Linked DNA regions of Homo sapiens: region 1 is linked to region 2. Evidence: chromatin loops called from intact Hi-C (ENCODE). Cell type or tissue: MCF 10A. All regions are shown on one strand. Links, peaks and the distances in the headings refer to the core of each region. The heading gives the core; the rest is flanking DNA.

Region 1 (8,328 bases), core at 138-8,137, 1.2 Mb after region 2:
AAATCTGAAAGGAGATGGTTTTCCTGTTCAGCATCTTGAAATTGGCTAGATCTAGAAACGGGGCAGATCCAATCTTTTGCTGCTAAGTGCAGAGAAACCTCTAAAGCTCATGCCTCTAGGTCTTTAAGGCTACAGGGACTCTTCTGGGAGAGATGTTCTCTGGACCTTCCTTTCCTTCCTTTCTGAGGAAGAGACCCCACGATGACCCCATGGTTTCATTCCAAATGCAGATGTGGTTAGACATAGACAAATGGCCTCTTGAGTGGCATTGCCATGAGGATTGGGTTTCTTGGCCATGAGGCATTGTTCTTAAGGGAGGACCTGATAAATCAGGACAAGATTCTCCTGCCTAAGTGTCTGGGGAGCAAGAAGTCAGAGTCAGTAAGAAGGTTTTTAGTGAGACTAGAGAAGGTTGTATTTAAAACTAAGAAACTACCTCAGGTGAAGACATTGTGATGAAGTCTGGAAACAGGCTTCCATTCCTGAAACTTTCCATAAAATTGTGAGAAGGTGGTGAAGGAAGGAAGAAGACCTGTGCCTACATGTAGTCTTTGAGTGGAGCTGCACAGAGCAGAGGAAGTCAACAGGAAGAGCTGGAGGTTTTGGTTCAAGACCACAGTTATGACTCATTTAAGATAACTACATCCTGGTGGGAATGTTGAAAGGACTGGAATATGAAATAGGAGGGTCGAGATTGTTCTAGAAGGATAGCAAGGAGGAAAGGGGGAAGAGTTGGTGGGCATGATTAATAATACATTTGAGAATGGGACTTCTGAGGAAAGACTTTGGGAAGCTGGATTATTTAGCCTATAGAAATAGGGGTTGGTGGGTAACTTAATTTCTTTTCATATATAAGGATTATTATGTATATGTATATTCTTCTCTGTCTACACAAATAGAATAAGAGCTTAAACTGCCACAAGAGGGACATCATTTAATATACCAGAGAACTTCCTAACAGTGAGCAGTGAGGGGCAATAAACATTGGAACATGTTACTATGGAGTTTGCAGAATTTCCTTTCCCAGAGATCTTTTAAAATAGAGTTTACAGAGGTCAGCTGAGAGAGTGAAACTTGCTGCCTCCTCCTCAGCTCCCTCTACTCTCTGTCTCTGCTTCTTTCCTGTTTCTCAATATCTCTCTCTCTCCCTCCTCCTCTTTCCGTGCCCCTCTTCCTCCTTCTCCATTCCCCCATCTCCAAAACTCCTTCCCATTCCTCATTCCCGACTAGCACTGTCCCCATCCCAACCCCCATTTCCTGTACATCCTGACTCCTGGAGGAACCTTCCTGGAGCTGATACTGTTCCTAAGGCCAGGCTGTACGGCTTCCTCTTGTTATCGACATCAAGTCCACCAAACTGGGCAGTAAACATAAAAGCTCCACATTCTTCAACAATAGCCCTTTCTAAAAAGAACCACAAAGTGACCCATAGGTCTAATCACTTGGTAGAGAAATTCTCATCCTTTGGACTCAGCTGAAATGTAACCTCCTTTTTGAAACCTTCTCTGACCTCTTCAGCATTTGGTCCCTACCCACTAAGGTAGCACTTCTACTATCCCATGACTGTGTCTGTTTCCCCACAGACACAGACTGATCTCCTGGAGGGCCACTTATTTCTATATGCTCAAACCTAGCTTTGTAAATGCATATTCACAAAAGGGAGTGGGGGGAGGGGAGAGAAAGCATAAGACAGACGGAGACAGGGAGACAGAGATGTGTGATAAAGGTATCCAACTCTTTAGCAGGGCCTCCCAGAGAGCTGACTTTGTGTCCTCAGAAGTCTGTAGAACTCCTGACAGTACACTCATCACAGGAAATAACTACAAATGTAACACTGAGGCCAGGCGCGGTGGCTCACGCCTGTAATCCCAGCATTTTGGGAGGCTGAGGCAGGCAGATCACCCGAAGTCAGGAGTTTGAGACCAACCTGGCCGACATGGTGAAACCCCGTCTCTACTAAAAATACAAAAATTAGCAGGTCGCGGTGGCACGCGCCTGTAATCCCAGTTACTCCAGAGGCTGAGGCAGGAGAATCGCTTGAACCCGGGAGGTGGAGGTTGCAGTGAGCCGAGATCGTGCCACTGAACTCCAGCCTGGGCAACAGAGCAGGACTCCGTCTCAAAAAAAAAAGTAACACTGAATCCTATTTTTCAGGAAAGAAAGCAGGACCTCCTGGACCCAATGGCCCTCCAGGACCCCCAGGACCTCCAGGACCCCAGGGACCCCCAGGAATTCCAGGGATTCCTGGAATTCCAGGAACAACTGTTATGGGACCACCTGGTCCTCCAGGTCCTCCTGGTCCTCAAGGACCCCCTGGCCTCCAGGGACCTTCTGGTGAGTTCCCCTGTCTCTCCACCCCACCAGGTGCCTTTAAAGTACTTTAGGAGAGCAGGAGTGGGTGATCCTGAGAGCAGTTTCAAACGGTGGAGATGGGGTTGGTGTGCAATAAGGGATGCAGATCTCCTAGCCCAGTGTAAAACTAGGAATTGGACAAGCCAGTAGGGCCTGGCCTGCTCTAGCTTCTTATATCTACCAAACTGTCAAGGACAGGCCACCTGTTCTTGCCCCATCTCAACCCTTCTGTTACAAGCCCTCCCTGACTCTTGGCCTCCCTGTAGTGGACCAGTAAAACTCATATGAGCCAGAGACAGAGGCCCTGGTGGTTCACAGGAGTTCCAGTGGGGAATAGATGTAATCTTCTGTGATTCCCAGCATCTAGCTCCACATGCTGATGTTTGCATAGAAATAGGCTATGGAGTAGAAAGTTGAGGACTGAACAAAATGACAAGCCCTAGGATAGTTTCATCTTGTGAAGTCTGAAGTGCTTTTCCCATAGCAAGTAGTCACTAATGGTCAAGAAGTTAGAAACTTAAGAGTCACTCAGGCTGTGGATGAAGCAAACCCAGGCACCAAGGCTGTCCTGTCCGGGAACCAAGTGCTTCTTGCACTAGATCCTTACCCTACCACACTTGCCATTCAAATGTCATTTCATCCCTTTGCATCTTTCTCCTTAAGCCCTGAAGGGCATCCGAAAGGTATGAATGCAGATCCAAACCTGCCTAATTGGAGTTGACAAGAGTCAGACTGCCTGGGCTAATGTCAGTTGTTATTTCTTTCTCCTGCTCCTCACTCCCCTGCCCTGTATCTTGGGGCTTTAAAGAAATGGACCCTTACAGCTGATTTCTCCAGGGGCAAGAATTCTGCAGCAGGATTCAGATTCTTTAACTTGTACTTCACACAGGGCTCAGCAGTGTTACCATGGCCACAAGAGATGGAGTTAGAGATTTTTTTTCAACCAATCATTCCTTAAATATTGAGCACTTTCTGTATACAAAGAGATATATTGATACATGGTCCCTTTTCTTATAGAGTTTATCTCCTAGAGGAAGAGAGAACAAAGAAACAAGATATTTACAAATAGCAGTGGGCTCTATGAAGAAAATTAATAGAAAGGGAGCAAAACACTAGAGAAGCCAATGCCATTGCCTCAGGGTCACACAGTGATGGGAATGCTCTCTCATTGTTCTCCATGGGTGCCCGGTGGGGCTTGCCTTGGGCTAATATTGGCCAGAGGCAATACTCAGAAGTTTCCCTGCTGGGTGCTGGGCCCACTGAAGATGAAGGTCAGGGCAGGAAACAGAAGGGGTGCACTCTGACTCTTCCTCCAGCTCTGAGCCCTGGAGAATAAAGCTCAGACAGGGCTGGCTGCAGGGAGCATGGCTCACCACCACTAGCTGCTCAGGTGAGGGGAAAAGGAAGTCAAAAGATTATGCCCTCTGATTGTCCTATCCTATTTTGCAGGTGCTGCTGATAAAGCTGGAACTCGAGAAAACCAGGTTGGCTGGGGATTGCTCTCTTCCTGGGTAGGAGGGAAAGCCACAGGCTAGAGCCACCTTTAAATTAGCTTCTTATTAGATTTCCTGAGGCTTTATTTCATGAGAACACCCCGGAGATTCTGACGGTTTTCACTCACAGCCCCCTCCCATCTCTATGAATAGAAAAGCTTTGCCCCAGGGCATGTTTTTAGCTAAGGAAAGGGTGTCTTGCCAGGATCATTTTTCCTCATTCCACAGGAGACCCCAGGTTCACCATAGCCAGGCCCAGTAGTCAGCTGAAATAAGCTGCCAGTCAGACCTATTCACCTGAGCCTCCAACTCCCCAACCACCCCAGACACCTTGCCGGCTCTCAGACCACCTGGGATCCGGAGCTGAAGAGTTGAAGAGTATGTCCTTGAAAAACAGCCAACCAGCTCCAGGCCCAGCCTAGCCTGGGCGTCTGCCTTAATGGCCTGAAGAGCTCCTCCCAGTCTTTGAGCTTCCTAATCTGTCTCTATTGGCAGGTTCTACTGCCTTGCCTTGTCTCATCTCAGCCTCCCTTGCTACAGCTGTGTGGCCACAGTGATAAATCTACACAGCTGCACAGTGCTTGACGGCTTGCAGGGCAATTTTATATCCATCACCTCATTTGATCTTCAGACATCCCTGTGAGAGAGGCCAGACATTCTTATAATCCCCATTTTACAGTTAGGGAAATGAGGCTCAGAGGCATTACATTTGGTTGAGGTCACATAGCTAGGAAGCGGTAGAGCTACAAAATCATATTACCCTCTAGTAGAAATGTAGTCAGTAACATCCCAAGACAGGGGAGAGGGATCAGAATTGGATTACAATAGAAGACTAGAAACCAGGATGGAAACATGGGACTGGTGGCTGAGCAAGCAGCCATTACTCATAGTGACTACTCTCTATCCTTCTCATCCTGCCAGCCAGCTGTGGTGCATCTACAGGGCCAAGGGTCAGCAATTCAAGTCAAGAATGGTAAGAATCAAAATAGGCTCTCTCCCAAAGAGGAGCTTCTCCCCTGCCTCCTCCCCAGCCTCCAAATAATCACCCAGCCTAGTTCCTCCCAGGCCGCTGAGGTACCGTTGGCATACGAAGTCATTCTTTGCTCCATCATGCCCTCTACTGGCTGTCCTGAGCAATTGCTGGCATCAAGACCAGTTGCTACACCCAAATTGCTTTAGAATCACTGATGACGGAGCTGAAAGGGACTTGAGACATCATCTAGCCCAGGCATTCTCAGGGGATGGAGGTTATATCAGAGCCACCATGGAGATATGTGTAGTTAGATTAATATTTTCACAATACAAATTATAGAAAGTAAAACTATGTAAAATTAAATTTTTCTTGTCTGATCTACACAGGTGGGCAGACAGGCTGCATCTCTCAGGGAAGGTGGGGCATGTTAGAATCTCCAGGGAATTTAAGATGCTAGTGTCTATCAAAAAGGAGAACATGTTTAATGGGGTTAAGAAACACTGATTTGTTGTAATCCCTGCATTTAAAAGATGGGGAAACAGAGTCCCAGAGAGATTGGATAATACCATAATAAATCATGCTGTCTCATATTTGTACGATACTTTAGAGTTCTCAGCATACTTTCTTTGTCTTTAATTTCATTCAGTCCTCACAACCACCCTATGAGGTAGGTATGAGCTCCTTTTTACAAGACAGAAAGTGAAGTTCAGAGAGATTAATTAAGTTTCCCAATATTTCTTAGTCAAGTTAGTTTAGGAGCCAGGATTCAAAACTACATCTTTCTGACTCTTTCCTCTCCCCTGTGCTACTTCAGTGATATGTATGTACACTCCACTGAATGATTAGGTTCATTTTCTTCCCCCAAAGAAACATGAACATTCATGAAAGAACAGCACTTTGGAATAATGTCCAGTCCCCAGAGTGCACAAAGCCTAAAATGCGTGAACCCCCAGGAGCCTTGGGAAGCAGCAAGCTAGCCAAGATGCCAGATGCTTACAGAGCTTGGGGTGGAAGGGAGGGGTTGTGAGTACAGAAACGGTAAAGGAAGGTTAAAAAAAACAGCTACATGGGGACAGTTTCTAAGAACTCAGTCAGTCCTGAACTGGCTGTGCTGAGTTTCCTTAATGACTGTATTTAGCTACTTCCCTGACTGCCACCTCCATGTCTGACTTAGTAGCCTCAGAAGTGTAAATAGGAACACAATGGCACCAAAACCCAATTGGTCCTGCTGGGGACCCCAAGGCCCTGAGTGGGCCATGATCCCCACCTGTCCAGGGAGGCCAGAGACAGGCCAAAATAGATTTGTTTGGATATCTAGATGGATAGTGTTTATTCTGTGCTAGCAGCCACTGATTTTGCTCCCACTGCCACATAATAAGATTGTTTCCAGCCCCTCTGGGCCAATCCTCAGAGGTGGTCTGTGCTGACCTTTAGTACTACCAGAAGAAGTGATGGGGGTGGGGTGCAGTGACTCACACCTGTAATCCCAGCACTTTGGGAGGCCGAGGCTGGCGGATCACATGAGGCCAAAAGTTTGAGACCAGCCTGGCCAACATGGTGAAACCCCGTCTCCACAAAAAATACAAAAATTAGCTGGGCATAGTGGCACACACCTGTAATCCCAGCTGCTCGGGAGGCTGAGGCAGGAGAATCACTTGAACCCGGGAGGTGGAGGTTGCAGTGAGCCAAGATCACACCACTGCACTCCAGCCTTGGTGACAGAGTGAGTGACAGTCCATCTCAGAAAAAAAAAAAAAAGAAGAAGAAGTGATGGGGTCAGGGGTTGGAGGACGTCATGCAGAGTGGTCCATTGATGGGACAGAGCCAGGGCAGCTCCTAGCCCATCTACTTACCACCTCAAGGAAAGATGGTCACCTTTTCCAGAAAGGCTGTTTCCTCACCCCTCAGACAGGCAGGCCTACTGAAACTGGCCAAAGATGGACTTATAAAATATAATTTCTTGGGTGCAGGATGGATGGCTTAGAGGGGAAAAGGCTCCCTGGGCTTGGATGTCCTCCTCTCATGGTGGGAAGGAACATTCCTCTTTCTGCAGGATGGAAAGAGAAGTTTTTCCTCCATCCTCACACACTGGCTTCCGCTGTCCAAAGGAGTGTGACTGCCCCCTCCACCCCTGCCTGGGGTGGGGCTGAGACAGATGCTTTGCCAAGGGTGGCTCGGCTCCTATCCTCCCAGCTGGCTCTATTGCAGCCTGCCAGTCTATCCTTCACTCTCATAAGGATCCCTCTCACCTATGGGGCCCTGGTACTAGTGGTCAGTAGCCCCAGTTACCATGGAGTCTGAATCATCTCTAATCCCTAAGGTTCTCCAGATAGACAGTGGGCTGAGTGGTTTCCTCCCAGGGAGGCTTTCCAGAAAGCTGTGGGTGTGGAAGAACCGTAAAAAAGAATCTCTTAAGGAGAAAGAGAAAACCCATGAACCTATGAGATGAGAGGGATTCAGGAGCTCTGGCTGGGAAAGTAAAATTGAATAATAAGACCTAGCCTGCCACTCAGTGTCTGAATTTTGCCTGTGCAGGCCCCATAACAACAAAGAAAATAGGGCAGCATGCCCACTCTCATCCTCCACCGGCAAATTCCAGCTAGAAGGTATTGGTTAAAGACCCTTCCAGATGCAAGGGTCAAGAAAGGAAGGATAAAGACAGACAGGCAGAGCCCAGGAGCCCTGAAGCAGGCCTGGCAGCTGCTTTACAAACAGAACAGCTTCTCTGCTTTCAAATGCTCTTCTTAAAGTTTGGCCTTCTAGGCTACCCTGGTTGCACTGGGATAGGGGTGGGGGTTGTGAACTCCTTGGTATTTATTTTCTGTTGCCTCGATTATTCTGACATGTACTGAGTGACTGCCCTTCTCTCATACTGAGATCTTTCAGGTGGAGTGCTCAATGACTGGTCTCGCATCACTATGAACCCCAAGGTGTTTAAGCTACATCCCCGCAGCGGGGAGCTGGAGGTACTGGTGGACGGCACCTACTTCATCTATAGTCAGGTAGAAGTGAGTACGGTCTTAGGCCTAACTCTTCTTATATCCAGAATGCAGATCCGGTGCAGGCCACATAGGGGCACTGTGGAGCCAGCCAAGACCATCCAATGGCTAACTTCCTGCTTTGGGTGAGGGGGTGGGGGGACCGCACTGGGAGGGAGTTGAAAGGAGGAAAGAGAGAGGGGGCCAGCTTCTTTTGTTTTGTTTTGTTTTGTTTTTCCTTAGCCAAATATTATTGAAAAACTGTGAAAAAGACCCCTCCCACACCCTGCCATCTGATTCCCTCCTGCAGGGCCTCAGGCCCCTGTTTACCCTCTGAGCTGTTTGGCTGCACTGCCAAACTTGAACTTGGTCTCAGTACATTCTTTGAAAGTCAGTTCCAGGGTTACTGAGAACCCTTTCCCTCAACACTGCTGGCTCGGACGTTGTAATGAATAGTGCTCCTGCAGACTTTCTTTCCACCTCAAAAAGATTTCTGACTGTCTTTCCTTCCTCTTTCTCCCATTTGTTTCCC
Region 2 (8,328 bases), core at 325-8,324:
ATACACCATGGAATGCTACTTAGCCATAAGAAGGAACAAAATAATGGCATTCACAGCAACCTGGATGGAGTTGGAGACCATTATTCTAAGTGAAGTAACTCAGGAATAGAAAAACAAACATCGTATGTTCTCACTCATAAGTGTGAGCTAAGCTATCAGGATGCAAAGGCCTAACAATGATAGGACTTTGGGAACTCAGGGAAAGGGTGGGAGTGGGCTGAGGTATAAAGGACTAAACATTGGGTACAGTGTACACTGTTTGGGTGATGGGCGCACCAAAATCTCAGAAATCACCGTTAAAGTTATTAAACTTTTTCATGTAACCAAACACCACCTGTTCCCCAAAAACCTATTGAAATAAAAAAATATGGGAACAACAGACACTGGGGTCTACTAGAGGTGGGGAGAAAGGGAGGGGGGCAAGGGCTGAAAAGCTACCTGTAGGGTACTGCGCTCACTACTTGTGATGGGTTCAATCATACCCCAAACCGCAGTATCATGCACTATTCCTTTGTAACAAACCTACACATATACCCCTTGATTCTAAAATGAAAGAGAAAAGAAAAACAAAAGGACAATGTGGTATCAGTACAAAGACAGAAAAATAGAGCAAGGGAATAGAATAGAGTCCAGAAACAGACCCACACATATATGAATAACTGATTTTTTACATTATCAATATTCCTTGCAAGATGAGACTATAAAATACATCTTGGTCACTCTGTCTTGTGCCAGCTACCATGTCATGAGTAACTCTTGGGAGATCCCCATGTGGCAAGGTACTGAGGTCTCTTCCCAACAACCATGTGAGTGGGCTTGGAATCCCCTAGCCTCACTCAAGCCTTCCGATGGCTCCATCCTCAGCCAAGTTTGACCAAAACCTCGTGAGAGAGTTGGAACCAGAACCTCTCAGCAAAGCCACTACTAAATTCCTGCTCCTCAGAAACTGTGTGACATAATAAATGTTTGCTGTTTTAAAGCAAAAAAAAAAAAAAAAAAAAAAAAAAAAAAAAAAAAAAGCTAGACATGGTGGTGCACACCTGTAGTTCCAGCTGCTCAGGAGGCTGGGGTGGGAGGATCACTTGAACCCAGGAGATGAAGGCTGCAGTGAACTGTGATCACTCCACTGCATGCTAGCTTGAGTGACAGAGCTAAGACTCTGTCTCCAAAAAGGGGGCAAATTTTATGGTATATAAATTACATTGCAATAAAACTGTTATAAAGTAACAAACAGGCTGGGTGCAATGGCTCATGCCTGTAATCCCAGCATTTTGGGAGGCCGAGGCAGGTGGATAACCTGAGGTCAGGAGTTCGAGACCAGCCTGGCCAACATGGTGAAACCCCATCTCTACTGCAAATACAAAAATTAGCCAGGCTTGGTGGTACGCGCCTGTAACCCCAGCTACTCGGGAGTCTGAGGCAGGAGAATTGCTTGAACACGGGAGGCGGAGGTTGCAGTGAGCTGAGATTGTGCCACTGCATTCCAGCCTGGGCTACAGAGCAAGACTCCATCTCAAAAAAATTAAAAATAAAAAATAAAAAAACCCACCACCAAAACCAAAAATGAACAATCTGAAAAACAGTAACATAATAAAAATAATGGCCGGGTGCGGTGGCTCACGCCTGTAATCCCAGCTCTTTGGGAAGCCAAGGCAGGCGGATCACCCGAGATCGGGAGTTTGAGACCAGCCTGACCAACATGGAGAAAACCTGTCTCTACTAAAAATACAAAATTAGCCAGGAGAGAAGCATGCCTGTAATCCCAGCTACTCAGGAGGCTGAGGCAGGAGAATCACTTGAACCCAGGAGGCAGAGGTTGCAGTGAGCTGAGATGGCACCACTGCACTCCAGCCTAGGCGATAGAGGGAGACTCCATCTAAAATAATAATAATAATAATAGTAGTAGTAGTAGTAATAATAATAATAATAATAATAATAATAATAATAATAATTTGGGCTCTAGACCTCAGAAAGTTCCAAGAAAAATGAACATTCTTAATATGTAAGTTGTTCTTACAAGTTAATTTTAAAAATCACAAAAGCAAAGGAGACAAATACCCAAAGATGAGACTAGACACAAATGGCTAATAAATATGTGAAGAGATCAAAAAGACAGCGAATAAGGGCTATGACCTCCATGTCGCTTGCTATATAAATGTCTCACTCATTTAACCCTCACACCATCCTATGAAGTAGGCTCTCAGCTTCTTGCAGGGAATGCCGCAGACTACTCAGGACTGTGTATCACCTTGTCCCACTCATGGTTCTCTCCTGACCTGCAGTGGTGGAGTGTGCCCCCACAATGCCCATCTGGGCACCATTGACTCCAGTGGCCTGACTTAATCCAAGGGGTCACTGAAGGTATCAAGAGAATTCACTGGACTGCACACTTTCAGGCAAGACTCCTGGAAACATTATTTCCAGAAGTGGGAGTTTTGCTATATGCTAGGTGGCAGCACCTGAGCCCATCTTCCCTAATGAGCTCCTGGAGTGCAAATATTCTGTGTGGCAGGCTACATGCAATATGTGCACACCCATCAGGCTTAGCAATTGGCCGGGCTGATAGGGAAGTTGTCAGCTGCTGATGGAAGCTGAGTTGCCCAGCGAGGGCACGCACACCCCTATGAGGAAGACCACTGTGCTCATGCCCAGCAGTGGACCCTGGAAGGCCCTGCTGGCAGGGCTGAGATTTCCTGCAGGAAGCTGTTCTGTACTACACCAACTGGAGGAAAAATGGGTAATCACAGTCACAGACTCCTGGACCTTATTGCCTAGCTGTAGCAATTTCAGCCTGGACATTTTTAAAAGCAGGTGTTACCAATCATCCCCTTTGGACATAAAACCCCGTAATAAAGTGTCCACGGAAAGTCCATCCTGAAACCTGCAAGCTCGGGTCCTTGCAGAATAGGCTTGGGAACCTGACTGGGCTGCCTGCTTTTCAGGGTTATTAACTCCAAGCCAGGGCCTCATTAAAACACGAATGGTAGGAGCAGGCAAGGGAAGGAGAGGAGGGTTGGAACACCTCAGACCCCCACAGTGGGCTCTTTTCCTTACTAGCCAGAGCTGACTCTTCACACCAACGACTACTAAGAACTGAGTGACTGAAAGAGAGTCTCAGGTGAGTGGCTTCCATGGGGAGGGGAGAAGGTAAGGGCGACCTGCCTCAGTTTCCTCCAAGATCACCAGGTTGGAGAGAGACAAAATGTCTCAGGGAGCCATGGACAAGAGTGAGGGTGGGGTTGGTGAGCCCTCTACTCAAACGTGCTTGTTGGTTTGGGATTGGTGGCTAACTGGAAATGGCATGTGGTGAGGGGAAGTGACTTGAGTGTCTCTCTCATCTCTTTAAGTCTCAGGTCCTGGAACCTGCCAGGGTCAGGGGAGGCCCAGCAGTGTTTGTGAACTGGACTCACCTATGCTTATTCCTGGGAGAGACTGGCAGGATCTCTGTTGGAATCTCCCTCTTCGGTCCTGGATTCTTGACTTTTTCACGCATCTGATGTCTGTAGGAGTGTCCTAATTAGCTATAGCCTCTGTGTGTGACAGGATCTGGGAGACTGCTCATCTGGCCTGGGCAATCTGTCCTTCTGTCAAATGGTGAAACCAGAGAAGACTTTCCCTGAGATGAGGAGAGGGGAGCAGGAGGAAGGATGCAGAGCTAGTCCCTCCATGTTCCATGGAGCATACAAGTCTTTGCTGTGGCCAACACCATTCCTTGACATCAGGGGCTGAGCTGCAGTCATCTCCGTGTCCCTCCCAGGAATAAAGGCTGTGTCTGGCATGTGGCTGATGTAGATATTTGTGGCTTGGAGCCAGAGAGACCTGCATAAAACTTTGGGTTCTGTTGCTTACTGGATGGGAGACACTATTTAAGTCACTTGGCTTCTGAGTGCACCAGTTTCCTCGTCTGTATATAGAATGAGTTTCTTATGAGAAAATGGATACAAACAATCTGGAATGTAGTAGGTGCTCAATAAATAGTGGCTGTCACTACCACTACCGCTGCCATCATCACCATCACCATTAGCATCTGTGGAGTGCCTCCTGTATGCCCATCCTTATGCTTGGCCTTGATGCATAAAGATAAAGGAGAAGCAGTCAGTGGTTTCTGCCCCAGGTTAGTATCTAGTGAGACAGCTAAGATGTACACAAATAATGAAAATCCAAGTGGAGATCTCGGGCAGTACAGTCAGAATATGGAGCTCAAAGAGAGGAACAGTCCCTGTGGGCTAGGGCCTTCCAGGAAGGCTGTCCAGAGGAGGTGGGTGCTCAGGCAGGCCTGAATAGATTAACTTCCAGTGTCTGGAGGGAGGATAGGGAGAAACGAGGGCGTTCCTGGCTTAGCTCAGCCCAGGCCAGCACCGGAAGCTGGCCGTGTCCCGGTCTTCTGTTCGGCTGCTGGGGGCGAGGCTCAGTGCTGGTTCAGCTTTAGGGATGCAAATACTTAGCTGGCCATCAGAGGTCGACAGAGTTTGAGAAATAGGCAGGCTACTAGGGAGCGGAAAAGATTGCTTGGGGACTCCACCACTTTGATTCAATAACCTGTCTCTTTTCCTCACCTCTTTTACTGCCTCTTTTCCTCACCTCTAAGATCACACCCTCTCCCTCCCTGGTCTTTGGAGCCCTAATTCCTTCAGGCACTAAGTTAGTGCAGAAGCTCCCAAACTTCCTGTATTCTGCACCTCTGCCAGGGACACCGATCCCAGGAGGAAAGTTCCCTCCCTCTCCACACCCCACCCTTCCCAGTTAAGGCAGGGGCTGCCGCAGGCTCTGCTTTGTGTCCTGGAGAAAGGCTGTGGAAGAAAAACAAGCCAGGCCAGGGAGATTGATGTTCCTCTGAGGGGCTGGCTTCCTGGCGAGGAAGATGCTGAGTGGTTTGTCAATCGAGGTTTGTCAGGGCCTCAGCCTCACCCCAACACTTCTTTGGGCAGCCCTGGAGAGGAGGATGTCTGGTGGGGGTGGGGCGGGGAAGGCTTGGTTGAGAGACTAAAGGCTTAGAGACTGGGCCCTTACCAGGACCTTCCTCATTGAAGGTGGGAAGGAAGGTCTCTAAACCAAGATAGACTAAATTGTGAGTGGGGAGGGGAGGTGTCAGACATCCTGGCTGGGTTGGCTGAGGGGCAGCTGGAGGGTGGTGGGCCTGGGTGCCATATATCTGCCAGTGGTTATCTGGCCAGCTGGGTCCAGCCCCTATTCTGTCCTCGGGATGCCCCAAGAGGCTCGTGGTCTCTCTCCTGGTAGGCCTGGGGTTATCAGCCAAGAAAGCCCAGAACCTGACCCTTTAACCTCCATGGTTGGGTGGGAGGCAGGATGCTAGCTCGGAGTCCAGAGAGGGCTCAGAGCTAGGGGGCTGGAGCACTGAGGAAGCAGCTTGTCCTTCCCTCTGCTCCTCGGTTGCCCAAATGCACTCTCGGCTTGGGGTGTTCCTCCATAGGAACTTTATTCCCGGTGTTTGTGGGGCCTGACGTGTCTAGTGTGTTCACTCGGGAACCAGGAGGAGGACCTGGCAAAGATGCATCCCATCGCCCTCCCCCAGGCCCACTGGCCCTCTGAGATGAGGAGCTAGGCTGGGGTCAGTGACAGATGAGGACAGGTGCTGCTCCCTTCCCTCGAATTCCTGTGCCCCTGACAGTGATGAATGGCCCAGCCTAGCCTTGCACATTCTCCAGGTAACCAGAGCAAGAGAGCAACAGGCTTACCCTTACCTAGGCTGCCTCCTGCTGGGCTGGAGAGCAGAGGACAGGGGCACTACTGGAGGAAACTGAGCCTAGATCAGTGAAACCCAGCAGGGCAGGGGTTTCTGAAGATGAGGCCTCTGAGGGCCCAGGGTCCCAGCTGCCCTTCAGAGGCTTGTCCACCTGTTATGCACACCAAGCCATGCTCTGGCTCTCAGATGCCCTATTTCAGGCTCTTACAGGGACAGGGGGGCAGGTCATTTGCCTGCATGGAGCTTGAGGCTTTGGGACAGATGTCTAGGAGTCCAGGGTAGGGGTAAGGGGTATGAGGAGGAGATAAAGAGAGAAGGAGGGAGGGGGACCAGACCCATCTGAGGGAGAGAGGGGCTCCTCCCATCCCTAGTGCCATTCTGCCATCAACCTGACACAGGCTAGCATCTGGCAAATCAAGATGATCTCAGTGCAAATACCCATAAACCAGGCATGCAGCTGGGGCAGGGACAGGGAAGGGCTGGGGAGAGAGTCTGGCTGAACCTTTGGCCTTTGGGACGACCCCCTTCTTCCCCAGCCACCGGGAACTCTCGTGGGTGCAGTGAAAACAGACTTCCAGATCTTACCCGCCTGAGGCTAGATCTCACCTAGCCCTGGGGTATGATGCAGCCACGTGGGGAAAGGAGGAAGAGTGGGAAGTCTCAGGTCCCACCCCAGGCTTGCCCAGAGACTGACCTACAGATAGGGTGAATTGGAAAAAAGCAAAGTATTCATTGAAGAGAAAGGGCAACCCAAGATCAGCATAGACCCCAGCTGGTCTCAGCTAGGAGGCAAGTGTGGGCAGAGGGAAGGACAGCAGAGAAGGGGGTGGTGGGAATAAGCTGGCTGAGCAAAAGAGCACTTTGCAGACTGAGGTTGGTGGAGCAGAGGATGCAGCCAGATTGAGCCTGGAGCCTTAGTTTTCTCATCTCTAAAACAGGTCTATCAATATCAACCTCAGGGATGTTGTGAAGATTAAACAAACATAATAGAGCACCAGGTGAAAGCACCCAGCCACACTGCCTGGCATACAGTAGGTGTTTAATAAATGGTAGCTCTCCCTCTCCTTGTAGGGAATAGGTGCCAGTGTATGTGAGATGTGCAGGTACAGGTAGTAGGTCTTCTAGGAGGAAAATAGGAGGCATGGGGCAGGCTAGAGATGACTGCAGACAAGAGAGAGGGTTGCTAGCCCCACTGGGTTGTCCCAGTTGGCAATGCCTTGGACCTCAAGTTAGGATCCTTGCTCCCTGACTCTTCAGTCTGCTTTTCTAACTGTTAGCTCTGGCTGGGCCTGCTGGCTTTCCCAGGCCCACACCTTGGCACACACTCCTTTCCACAGCCTTGGTATATCAGTGTGGCCTAGTTTACATCCTGACTTTTCCACTTCCTGGCTGGGTGGCCTTAGGTGAGTTATTTCACCTCTCTGTGTCTCAGAGTGCAAGGCAGGCAGGGAGAAGTCAAGGACAAGGGCCACAGAAATAGAAAGGTGTGTGCATGTTCATACACATGTGTAGATGATAGTGAACATGAGAAACTCTGGGGGCTAGATTTTAAATTCCACGAGGACAGTACCCGGTCCTGCCACCTTCTGCTGAATAAATGGATAGGTGAGAAAGAATGAGAGTTTGTGTGCATATATGTACAAGTGTGTGAGAATATGAGAGGAGATAAAAAATGTGCATGTGCCACACAAAGCATGTGTGAACAGGTGAGAACGTGTGTGACTGGGGATGAGAGTGTCTCTGTGGGAGGCTCTGCAGAAGAGTAAGAGTTTCCATTTAGTAAGTACCACAGTGGGCCAGGCATGATACTAAGCCCTTCACATGCATTGTCTCATTCACCCGTCACCACGGCTCTGTGAATGAGGGACGACCTCTAGGTTACAGACAAGTAACTGAGGCACACAGAGGTGAACTGACTTGCCCAAGGAGACACAGTTCATAAGCAGGGAACTCTGTGGCTCTGAAGTTTATACCTCCCTGCTGCTCATGGGTGTGGGAAGCTGAGCTCAGAAGGAGCAGCTCTGCTCTCCCAGGGCTGCACGATGCCCGAGGCTTCCTGCAGCTGCCAGATGTTCTCCTGCATCTCTGGGTCCAGGATCCCCCACATACAGGTATCAGTGTTTGGTGTTCCTTGTGGGCAGGGCTTGTTGGAGCTGCTCTTTGTGTCAACAGGGATGGCCCCGCTCAGAGGTCAGCACAGAGGCACTGCTCAGGAAATGCTGGTGGACTTGAAACCTGATAGTTGTGTGTGTGTGTGTGTGTGTGAGCACGTGCGTGGATGTGTTTGTAATGACACAGTAACCTGGGAGAAATGGGTGGGGAGTGACTGCCAATGGTATAGGGAGGGCTTGGATGAGAGGGCCCCCATTGCTCACAGATCCTGACTTCCTCTCAGGCTCCCTTGGGAGTAATTTTTCCCTACCTCGGGGGCCTGAATCATTACATCTGAGGCCCCGCCAGGGTGGGTCAGGAGGTGGGAACCTGGAATCACTGGCCTAGCCATGGCAGGGAGTAGGCTCAGCTCTGCTCCTGAGGCCCCTGTAGCTGGTGTGGGCAGGTTGAGGCAGAAAGGCTGTGCTGTGAGCAGGGATAAGTAGCATGTGGAGCAGGTCTGGACATAAAGA

The links. A loop is a pair of places that touch in the nucleus more often than their neighbours do. Peaks named below come from ENCODE experiments on the same cell type or tissue, not always from the same donor. Only the 100,000 strongest peaks of a DNase experiment are listed, where the experiment ranks them.
Region 1: it touches region 2 in a loop (13-fold over the local background); 2 of 110 quality-filtered maps call a loop at or near these places.

Annotation. Positions count from the first base shown.
Region 1 is chrX:70,025,703-70,034,030 of GRCh38, forward strand. It overlaps EDA (ectodysplasin A), which reads left to right. Exons shown (of 8, transcript NM_001399.5): 4 at 2,155-2,334; 5 at 3,802-3,836; 6 at 4,767-4,818; 7 at 7,696-7,826. Among named protein-coding and RNA genes, the nearest start is that of MIR676, 7.0 kb to the left of the region's middle. In MCF 10A, for the core only: CTCF peaks have their summits at 4,969 (motif pointing left), 7,356 and 7,910; a DNase peak (open chromatin) is centred at 4,969.
Region 2 is chrX:68,818,390-68,826,717 of GRCh38, forward strand. No RefSeq gene overlaps it. Among named protein-coding and RNA genes, the nearest start is that of EFNB1, 6.5 kb to the right of the region's middle. RefSeq lists enhancers at 4,752-5,252, 5,253-5,753. In MCF 10A, for the core only: a CTCF peak has its summit at 4,470 (motif pointing right); a DNase peak (open chromatin) is centred at 4,462.